2 separate regions of the Homo sapiens genome follow, and region 2 is linked to region 1. Evidence: chromatin contacts called from ENCODE Hi-C or POLR2A ChIA-PET data. All regions are on one chromosome and are shown on one strand. The core of a region is the stretch at or near the end of the contact, and the rest is flanking DNA. Distances in the headings are between cores, read along the strand shown.

Region 1 (4,691 bases), core at 1,507-4,006:
GCAACTACATTAAAACAGAAAGGGAGACATAGTGTCTGGCTGCCTTGGGCATTGCTGTTAGCAGAAATGGAAGTCTTTCAGGGGTCTTAATTTTTAATAGCTATGCTATCAGATTCTCAGTCTTGGCATTAGGGCTAGGTGTTAGAACTTCTCATAAAGTGTTCTGATTTATGGACTCCCTGCTCCTTACCATAAAATGAAGAGAAATCCTAAATTTGAAAAAAAAAAAAACCCACAGCCTAGCTAATGAGACTTCACGCTATTTGTTAATTAATAAGCATTTAATAGCATGAAGATCAGAATAACTCCAGTTTGCAAAATGTACTTACCATTTTGGAAACATCAGCAACTGAAAAGTGGGTTACATGATACAATGAGTGTAGTTGCCTTTCTCCAGACCTGTTCTGTTTCCTTGCCCTCTCTGGCCTCTTTCTGGCTCCATTTACCTTTTCCACTAGTTTACCAGATGATTCATCAACTTTCTGGCATTTTCCACTTACCATCTGTGTCCAGCATCCTGGTAAAATCCAATAAACTTTCTAATATCCAGCATCCCATTAACTATATCCTTGTATATAGCAAATTCACTGGGAGTGGATAGTCATATGATGGCCTCAAGGCAAAGGGCTCTACCACTTTTTGAATACCCACTGTGTGCCAAGTTCTGTGCTGGTTGCATCAACTAAATCATCTCACTTAAAGCTAAAGTATTAAAGATCCTAAAAAGCCATTTTACAGAAAGATTAGATTATTTTCAATTTATTATTCAGAATAAATATATCTTTTTTCTTTAACTTCTCAAATAGTTATTGAATTGTATTGGTTTAAATTAAATGCGTCATGTGTATATATAGTATTAATTCAAGAGATACAAAAGGAAATTGAGTGAAAAATAAGTCTGCCTCCTTCCCATCACTCTCATGTCTCTACCTAGAGGCAATTATTGTCAACAGTTTTTGATGTGTCTTTCAAAAAATAGTCCATTAAGCCTGGTGTACTAGATCTCTTTTAAAAGTTTACAACCTGTTACAGAATATATATAAATGTTCAATTACTAGTAACACCTTATTACATATACAGATTACAACTTAGAAATATATTTTCATGACCATTATGTCATTTGATTCTCCCTACAATCCTATGAACAAGGCAGGGGAGACATTGTTGTTACCACCTTACACATGAAGAAACCAATGCTCAAAAATGTAAAATGATCTGCCCACGTGTATATAGTTAGTGAGAGTCCCAGTTCTAGAACAATAACTAGTCTAATGCTCTTTCCGTGACATCACGGAAAAGGTAGCCCAAGGATTAGAGATCAAAAAACATTAGCCTTCCTCGATCAGTCAAAGTACTCTTTCTGTATAGTGTCAATTAACAGAGAATTTACTATGTTCAATATGGTACCAAGAGGGCATTATTCCATGTAAATAATATAGCATATAAAAACTCAATATTCTGGCTTTGCAACTGTGGTCATTAAGCTGTAACCAAACATTTCAATGAAACAAGGGCTTGAGTTCCTGTTAATGGAGATGTTTGGCCCTTCTCTTGAGATAGCCCTTGGTGATCAGAACCTACACATTGCTAGAGAAGGGTTGGGGCATTTGTGAATCTGGTCTATTAAACAAAAAAGACCAAGCAGGAAGCAATTCTATTCTTTCTTAGAACTGCCCAGTGAACTTGTTTCCTTATTTGGTGATAAAATCCTAGGTTGATCTAACATTTATGCCACCTTTCAGTTACTAACAAATACTTTGTGTTTTGAGATCTTGAAGGTCCAGTTCAGTCTAACATCAAAGCTTCCTGTGTCCCCAGCCCAGACCTGCCTCAGCAGGGTGTGGAGGGGAAGCAGTGCATGGCCAGGTGGCAGGGAGCTGCAGGGTAGCAGCAAGGTGTGCCAGGGCATGACAGCCAAACTTACCTTTCTGCTACTCTTCTTTGGCTCTTCTGCTGCCTTTGGGTCCTCCCACATCAGAACAGCAGTAGGGAGGAAAGGCAAGGTTGTGATTTGGTAGCATTATCTGGCATAGACGTTGTCTGAAGGCCGATGATTTTCTCAAGTGGAATCTTCGGAGTTTTTCCGAAACACCTCCACTAGGGAGCTGCCATTGTAGCTTCCTAACACACGTCTCCTCCAGCTATGACTTCCCCTCCTCCATCTCCGACTTCTTCCTGCTGGGGTTCCTTGTGTCTCCTGTTGGTTCCTCCTTTTGAGTGGAGCCCCATTCTCGGCTGATAGCCCAGTTCCGTTCCCTGAGTCCTCCAGGGCAACATCCCCTTTGCTGCGCCATCGGCGGAAGTGCGACTTCTCCAGCTCTCGCCCCCTTTCTCCTTTAGCTGCCACCGGCTGCTCTGTCTAGCTTCTCACCTGCTGGCTTTTCAGGTACTAATCTCTATGTGGTAGGCTGAATAAGGCCCCCACCAAAGATGTCCTTTTCCTAATCCCCAGAACCTGTGAATAGCTTACATTACACGGCAACAGGGACTTTGCAGATGTGGTTAAGGTAACAGATTTTTAGATGAGGGGATTATCCTGGATTATCGGGTAGGCTCAAAATAATTACATGATCCTTTAAAAGCAGAGAACATTTCCCGACGAAAGTCAGAGAGATGAGGCCTCGTGAGAAGGATTCCACACACTCACACTCTCGCTGGCTCTGAGATGTAGGTGCCCTTGTGCAAGAATCAGAGAGAGGCTGCAAGGAGCCAGTGGCAGTTCCCGCCGACAGCCCGCAGGGAAGCAGGGACCTCAGTCCATCAGGCAAATTGAACTGAATTCCGCCAACAAGGCGCAGAGGCCTGGAAACAGATGCTTCATTAGAGCCTCTAGGAGGGAGTACAGCCTGGCCAACACCTTGATTTCAGCCCTGTGAGGCTTGAAGCCCACACACCAGCCGCGCCCACTGGACTTCTAACCTACAGAACTGTGAGGTAGTAATTTTGCTATTTTTAAGCTGTTAAATGTGTGCTAATTTGTTTCAGCAGCAATAGACACTAATACATTCTATGTTCCCCAAAGCCTAGGGGTCCTAGGTCAGCTCTCCAAGTAATTCTCTGAAGGCCCCCTCTTATTTGCGTAAGATGAGGGGAAAACACATGAGAAGGGAGGAGGAAGCATTTTAGCAGCCTGAAAGCTCTGTCTCATGAAATCCTTGCCGTCCTCATTAATTTACAAGTCTCCCCTTGCGTAGCTAAGATTTGAGCGATGGTTTCAGGGTTATTGGACCATTTTTTTGGTCACTCCTTAGCAGATGACATCTCCTGAGAATAGATGAGCATTTTTAACAATATTTTTTTTTCTCAGCTCAAAGATGTCAGCTAGCACTGAGAAAACAGGAAAAGTCTCATTTTAATATCCTGTTACTTAAAGGTATTCACAGAATGGCTTACCGTTTTAGGTTTAACATTCTAATGATATGCCAGATGGACTGGGGTTGCTCGGAAAAAGCTGGGTGACAGGAGAAGGAGTTGAGATCCCAGAAAGAGAATTCACCACTAGGGTGGGAAGACAGACAGGTCAGAAAATAGCCACGTTGCCCAAGACCGGAATTAATGTGGATGAAACAACGCTTCTAGCCCTAGACCTCAGGCATGGCGGGATCCAAGGCAGAGGTGAGAAGGGAGTTTGTGTTCAGTGGCTCACCAGTAAGCAGGACTCTTATGCCTTCCTACAATGATCCTGCAAGAATGGAATAAACTGAGACTACATAGCTTGAGTATGTGCAATAGTTGACCACTTCCTTTCTGTGTTTTGTGGTTTCACAACTTGAGTTTCCAACAGAGCATGGGAGTGAGGGGAGTCAGAGACAGAGCAGCAGTTCTGTAACACAGCCGACAGTCTTCATGAGGGTAGGGGCAAGGCCCTACTGCCCGGTCCGGGAGGCCACATGCGGGCAGAGTCTGGGTCGTTTTCACATCTGCGGAATGATGTGTGTCTGAGGAGGGAGGCAGGTGGGAGACAACTTCCTTACAGTCCCCATCCCGTGTTGCTGCCTTTAATGAGCTTTTAGGAGGCATGATTTCATAGCCTAGTTTATTTTATAATCAAGCCCAGCTTCCTCTGTTAGACCAATCAGTACCTATTAACTGAATGCCTACCGTATGCAGGCTTATGACGCCAGGAACAAATACGTCCATGATGCTGTTGCTGTTTAGGAATTGTAAGATCATGGATAGAACCCCTTTCCTGTCAAGAGCTCACTTTTTCCATAGAGTGAAGGGCAGCTGTAAGGTTATTTCTAGAATTCTATTTTCCTTCCCTTCTCATTTCAGGAAGAAGAAGATGAACATAAAATACAAAGAAAAAGATTAATATAAAGTATAAAGATAGCTATAGAGAAGTCTTCTTCCTGGGTTGTTTGACTCGAAATTAGGGTCCTTCTATGCATATTTTGTGTTTCTCATGTAATTATCTATAATGGGTAGCCAAGAAATGTGTGTTAGCCCATATCTCCAGTACCTAATGCCATTCCTAAAATGCAATATAGTGCTCAGTAAATAATTGTTGAATCAATGAATATAAAAAATGCAAAGCAAGCATTTGAGATATTATGCTACATTTCTTTCAGCTTCAACTCCTGGCTAATGAGTGAAGAAGGTCACTGTAGGAGTGTGAGGACCATCAGGAGCTTCATATTTCAATAACCAGTGCCAAATTCTGAATGCCAGATGGGATGAGATGGGATGTT
Region 2 (4,691 bases), core at 849-3,348, 93 kb before region 1:
ATGTGTGACACTGTGTCACAAACAGAGTCCCTAACGTGTTTACTTTTCCCTGACAAATACTATAAATTTTCTTCTTGTGGTGAATGAACATTGTTTATGCAGCTGTGTTCCTTAAATCAATACTGACTTTCTGTCCCACTGTATCTTTTTTGCAAAGACACTTAAGGAGAACTTTCTCCTGGCATTTGGGGAGAACTTTTCAAGTCAGACCTCCTAATTAGGAACAATCATTGTGCACTGGATCCACCAAAAAGAAAAAAGTGTTTTTGGCCTGGTTAAGTGTTTCCATCTTGGGTTACAGCCTTCATCTAAAGCAGCTTCTCCCTTGGCCTGAATGGGCTTTTCCGTGGAGACAGAAGGTAAGATTGCATGCTGGCTGACCCAACAGAGATCCAGAACAAACTCTCAGGAAATCTCAACCCCTCAGGCAGTTGAATTCTCACTCCTCTGAGACCAGCTGAGGTTATTTTACTTCATTTAACTAGCCAGATGATAGGTTGACTGATGGGGCCATTATGTCCGGCGTCAAGTAATTTTAGAATGAAAATTATGCAATAGGTTAGACCACAGCTCAATTTTTATCACCCCAATTGCATACAACGTCCCTAATGTGATTGCCTTTGGGCTAAGATGGAAAGAAATGTTCAGTCCCAAAGTGGCTATATTTTCTGGAATAGATTGAGTGAAACGTCTCTTTTTTTCAACCAAAACACATGGAAATAAATTTCTTCGGTTTTACTTTCTAAATATCTGGTACAAGGTAAAAACTGCAGTGATTAATATGTCCTATGGGGCTGCCGGTTGGTGAGGAAAGGTTGTCAAACTTTAGATAACTCCACCAAGTTGCTATTATCATTTTTAGGCCTGGGTCAGTCAAGTAGGTAGACAAGCTTCTTGACATGTGGAATTGACTGGGACACTGGTAATTGATCCTATTTAAGAAAATGTCCTCAACGCAATGATTTTGCTTAAGTACCTTCTTATTTTAAATGTACCCCAGGACACCATAGTTGTTTCTCTCTGTGGCTTTTTAATTTCCCTTTTTGTTCCAACTGACCTTTCTAAGTTTTTTTTTTTCCTTCTGAAATAAAGAATTCTAAACTCATGATTTTACAGAAAAGCTCAGTTTGCAAGAATATCAGCAATTTCTTATTTAAATATCTTCTACTATACCCAATTGCTAGAGCATAACTCTTGGCTCCTAAACCCAATTTATAAATCAGTCATCCTTTCCACCCCTACTCACCCCAAATTTGTTCTTCTTCCTGGTGTTGCTGTCTTATTTCTTGGCACCCTCATCTACTCAACAGCAGCAGAAGAAAAGAAGAAACTTCATAGTTGGAGGATCTTCCTTCTATCTATTTATTCATCCATTCACTCAACACATATCTGTGTCAGATACTGCTCCAGGTACTAGAGACAAGCATGTACAGGACAGATATGGAACTCTGTTCTCACAGTGATTATACAGCGATTATATTCAAGTACATTTCTTCTAGAAACACTTGGTACTTCTTGCAGGGACCCCCAACCTCATATAAGTATATATACTTAAATATGTCTAACAGATCTTGATATATTACATATTTAAGTAAATAATGATAGAAAATGAATATTCTTACATGGATGCCCCAATTTCTTTCAGCTGCCTCAGATACTCACTGGATAGTGATAGCCAATGATATGCCAGACTTGATATTGATTGATAATGTTATGGCCCCACCAGGGAAGGTTAGAAGAATGGAAGCTGCTTATTTCAAATTTGAATGAGCAATCAAACATTCCTGTTCTGATTAATGTTTTTTTGCCTTGATGCACATATAAGAACTGGGACTAGCAGAAAGGGTTTAGCTTAGGACTGTGGAGAAATGCTTTTCTTCATTTCTGATAAAGCTCCATTTGCTGTTTGATCCTGTCTTCTTGATCTCCCAAGTTCCTGATAAGTCTACAAAGCTAAAACACTCACAGTTTGATCATTAGTAGTGTAGATCTTCCTCTCATTCAATGGAAGTCTTCTCTTGGAGGTCAGCAGTAAATGTCTCATTGCCGTGACCCACTGGTCAGTCCTTATGCCTCTTCATCTTTGCACATGCTGATCCCTTTCTCAGAAAGAAAGTCCCTTTAGCCAGGCATCATCTCCTTTGAGAAGCTTTCGCTGACCTCAGACTGGAGAACTCTATTATAGCATTTGACACTCCCCACAAAGGGGAGAACAGTAAGTTGCAGTCTGATGAAGTCATATGATGCCCGGGCTGGCTTATGAGTAAAGAGGTGAGAAGGTCTCCTACTGAAACAGATTTTCCCTCTTTCTTCCCCTTACAATAGCCTTTCAAAGTTCTTGAAATGTCCATTAAGGAATTCCTATACTTTACTTTTGATTTCACAATTTCTCAGTCAAAAGCTCAATATCATTGCATAGGATAATACATTACCTTAAAAAAAAAAACACCAAAAAAACCTCAACACTCAAAGATTAAATTTGTGTTTGGAAAAGGCTTTATAGGCAGTGGTACCTGGAAACTGGTGCTTGAGAGAAGCAGGAGGAGGGAGGGGAGATGTCAAATACCATCTTTTAAAAAATTTGTTTGTTTTTGATGACCATCTTTAAGAGATTTTTAAATGCCATGTATGAATTCAAGAAAGAGAATAAAGCAGGATTCTAAGAAATAATAGAAAGCTTCTTAAGGAAGCCGGTATAGTATCATTTTATATCTCTGATATTTCTGCTCATCTACTAAAGCTCATTAAAACCTATTAATGATTAGGAAATACTTATGTTTTATGAAATGTATAAAAAAATTTAAAGATAACAATCTAAACTCTCTTTAAAAATTAATTTTTATATATATCTTAACACCATTTAACACACTTAATTTTAGTACTTCTTTACTAAAGTTTGCGGAGGCAGACTACTCTTAAAAGTAGGAAAAAAAAAGGCAGAGGAGCAGACCGACTTTTTTTTTTTTTTTTTTTTTTGAGAGGGAGTCTAGCTCTGTCACCCAGGCTAGAGTGCAGTGAGTCTAGCTCTGTCACCCAGGCTGGAGTGCAATGGTGCGATCTCTGCTCATTGCAACCTCCACTTCCCAGGCTCAAGCAATTCTCCTGCCTCAGCCTCCCGAGTAGCTGGGATTACAGACTTCTGAAATTCTGAATAGTATAAATACAACTGGAATTACACTTTATTTTTAAATATACATTTCTAGGTAAAAACATAATTAAAGATCAAATAATTTTGGTTAAATTTTAAAATAAGCCCAATATGTAACTAAATAAGTCTTAGCAGAAAAATGTGAGGATAAAGTTGAGATTGCTCCTATTTTTTAATATTTATAGCATTTATTTATTTGTAATTACTTGTGAAGTTTCAAGTATTAAATATTACTCCGAGCTGTCTAATATGAGTCAGAATTTAGGGCAATAGAAAATATAAAACAAATTTTTCCTTACTAATACATGTTTTTTAAAAAGTTGTGTTTATGTTCTTCATTGAGAACTAAATAATCACTAAAAGAATTGCAGAAGTCATAAAATCATTAAATTAAGGAGAGAAAATCTCTATATATTCAGGATAAAGACATTTAGTATGCTAAGATCTCTATCCAATGGTCAAAAAACAACCAACCAAAGATGAAAATAAAAAATAATTTCTTGGAATATTATCTGAGGACTTCCAATTTTAACATGCAGAGCTAAGTGAGTATTTTCTTATTCATATCTCAGAAAAACCAACCAAAACATCAAGGGAATCAAGAAAAACAGTAATGCAAAGCTTATCCTTTGTAAAACTAGGAAACAACAGAGATTTTTAAATGAGAGAGAGAGAAGACTTAGTGGCATAGGACATAGGAAGTACCAGAGTGAAGATGCCTGTGGATTCTGAGCTTCAAGAAAGTCATAAAAGCACAATTCTAAGTGATACATACTGAAATGTAAATGGAGGTTTTTACAATAGAGGGCAGCAAACCACTTCTTATACAACCAAATAGTAAATATTTTAGAATTTCTGGGCCATATGGTCTCTGCCATAACTATCAAATTCTGCCACTGTAGTGCTGAAGCAACCATGTACAATAAACAAATGGGCATATCTATATTCCAATAAAACTTTACTTCCCAAAAAAGAAAGCTAGCCAATGGGCTATAGTTTGCTGATATTTGTTCTCTAGCAATAAGGGTGTGTCAGCTTGACTGAGTGCTTCCCTGGGCCTCAAAGTGGTGAGGTTTCTAGAAAAAGGAAAGGCGATAAAGCTGAATGAGAAGTGGTAGGAAACTGCACAAAGAAGACAGGGCATTGCTGAAAGCATAGCTAGACATGTGGAAGACGGAATTAGAAAAAAATGAGTAAAAAGAATAAATAAAAAAGATATTTAAAAGGGTTATATGATAGATGCAAAATATATAAAAAAATCAAACATATGCATAATTGGTGTTCTTGAAGAAGAAAATCAAAATAATAAAACAATAACTGTTAGGATTATTACACAAAAATTATGAATATAAAGCATTATTAAACAAAATCCAATTACACATTAAAAAACTAACACACCATGAGCAATTATATTTATTCTAGAATGCAAGGATGGTTCAATATTAGGAAATCTATTAATATATTTCTACCACACTAATAGATTAAAAATCATGTTTCTAGATGCTGAGAGACATTTGATAAACTCCAACATCCATTCTTACTA

What was found. A loop is a pair of places that touch in the nucleus more often than their neighbours do. ChIA-PET counts read pairs that join two places held with the same protein, here RNA polymerase II (POLR2A). Pooled maps may share reads with other maps.
Region 2: a loop to region 1 is called in a map of CD14-positive monocyte, with 2.2 times the contacts of the local background. The contact joins the promoter of DLEU7-AS1 here to the enhancer-like site in region 1. A Hi-C loop is called at or near these places in 1 of 168 maps with a recorded cell type or tissue (CD14-positive monocyte), 1 of 37 single-sample maps with no recorded cell type and 1 of 50 pooled maps. POLR2A ChIA-PET finds 5 or more read pairs at or near these places in 2 of 52 experiments (Caco-2 and activated B cell).

What each region holds. Positions count from the first base shown.
Region 1 is chr13:50,713,121-50,717,811 of GRCh38, reverse strand. It overlaps a transcript of DLEU7 not described here. Among named protein-coding and RNA genes, the nearest start is that of DLEU7-AS1, 92 kb to the left of the region's middle. Within about 2 kb of position 2,756, at least 4 of the 41 ENCODE cell types and tissues checked have a DNase peak (open chromatin) inside an H3K27ac peak, as active enhancers do; they include CD14-positive monocyte, where a contact is called at or near this core.
Region 2 is chr13:50,805,262-50,809,952 of GRCh38, reverse strand. DLEU7-AS1 (DLEU7 antisense RNA 1) reads right to left here and starts at 2,098. Exons shown (of 5, transcript NR_046551.1): 1 at 1,967-2,098; 2 at 1,247-1,413. It also overlaps a transcript of DLEU7 not described here.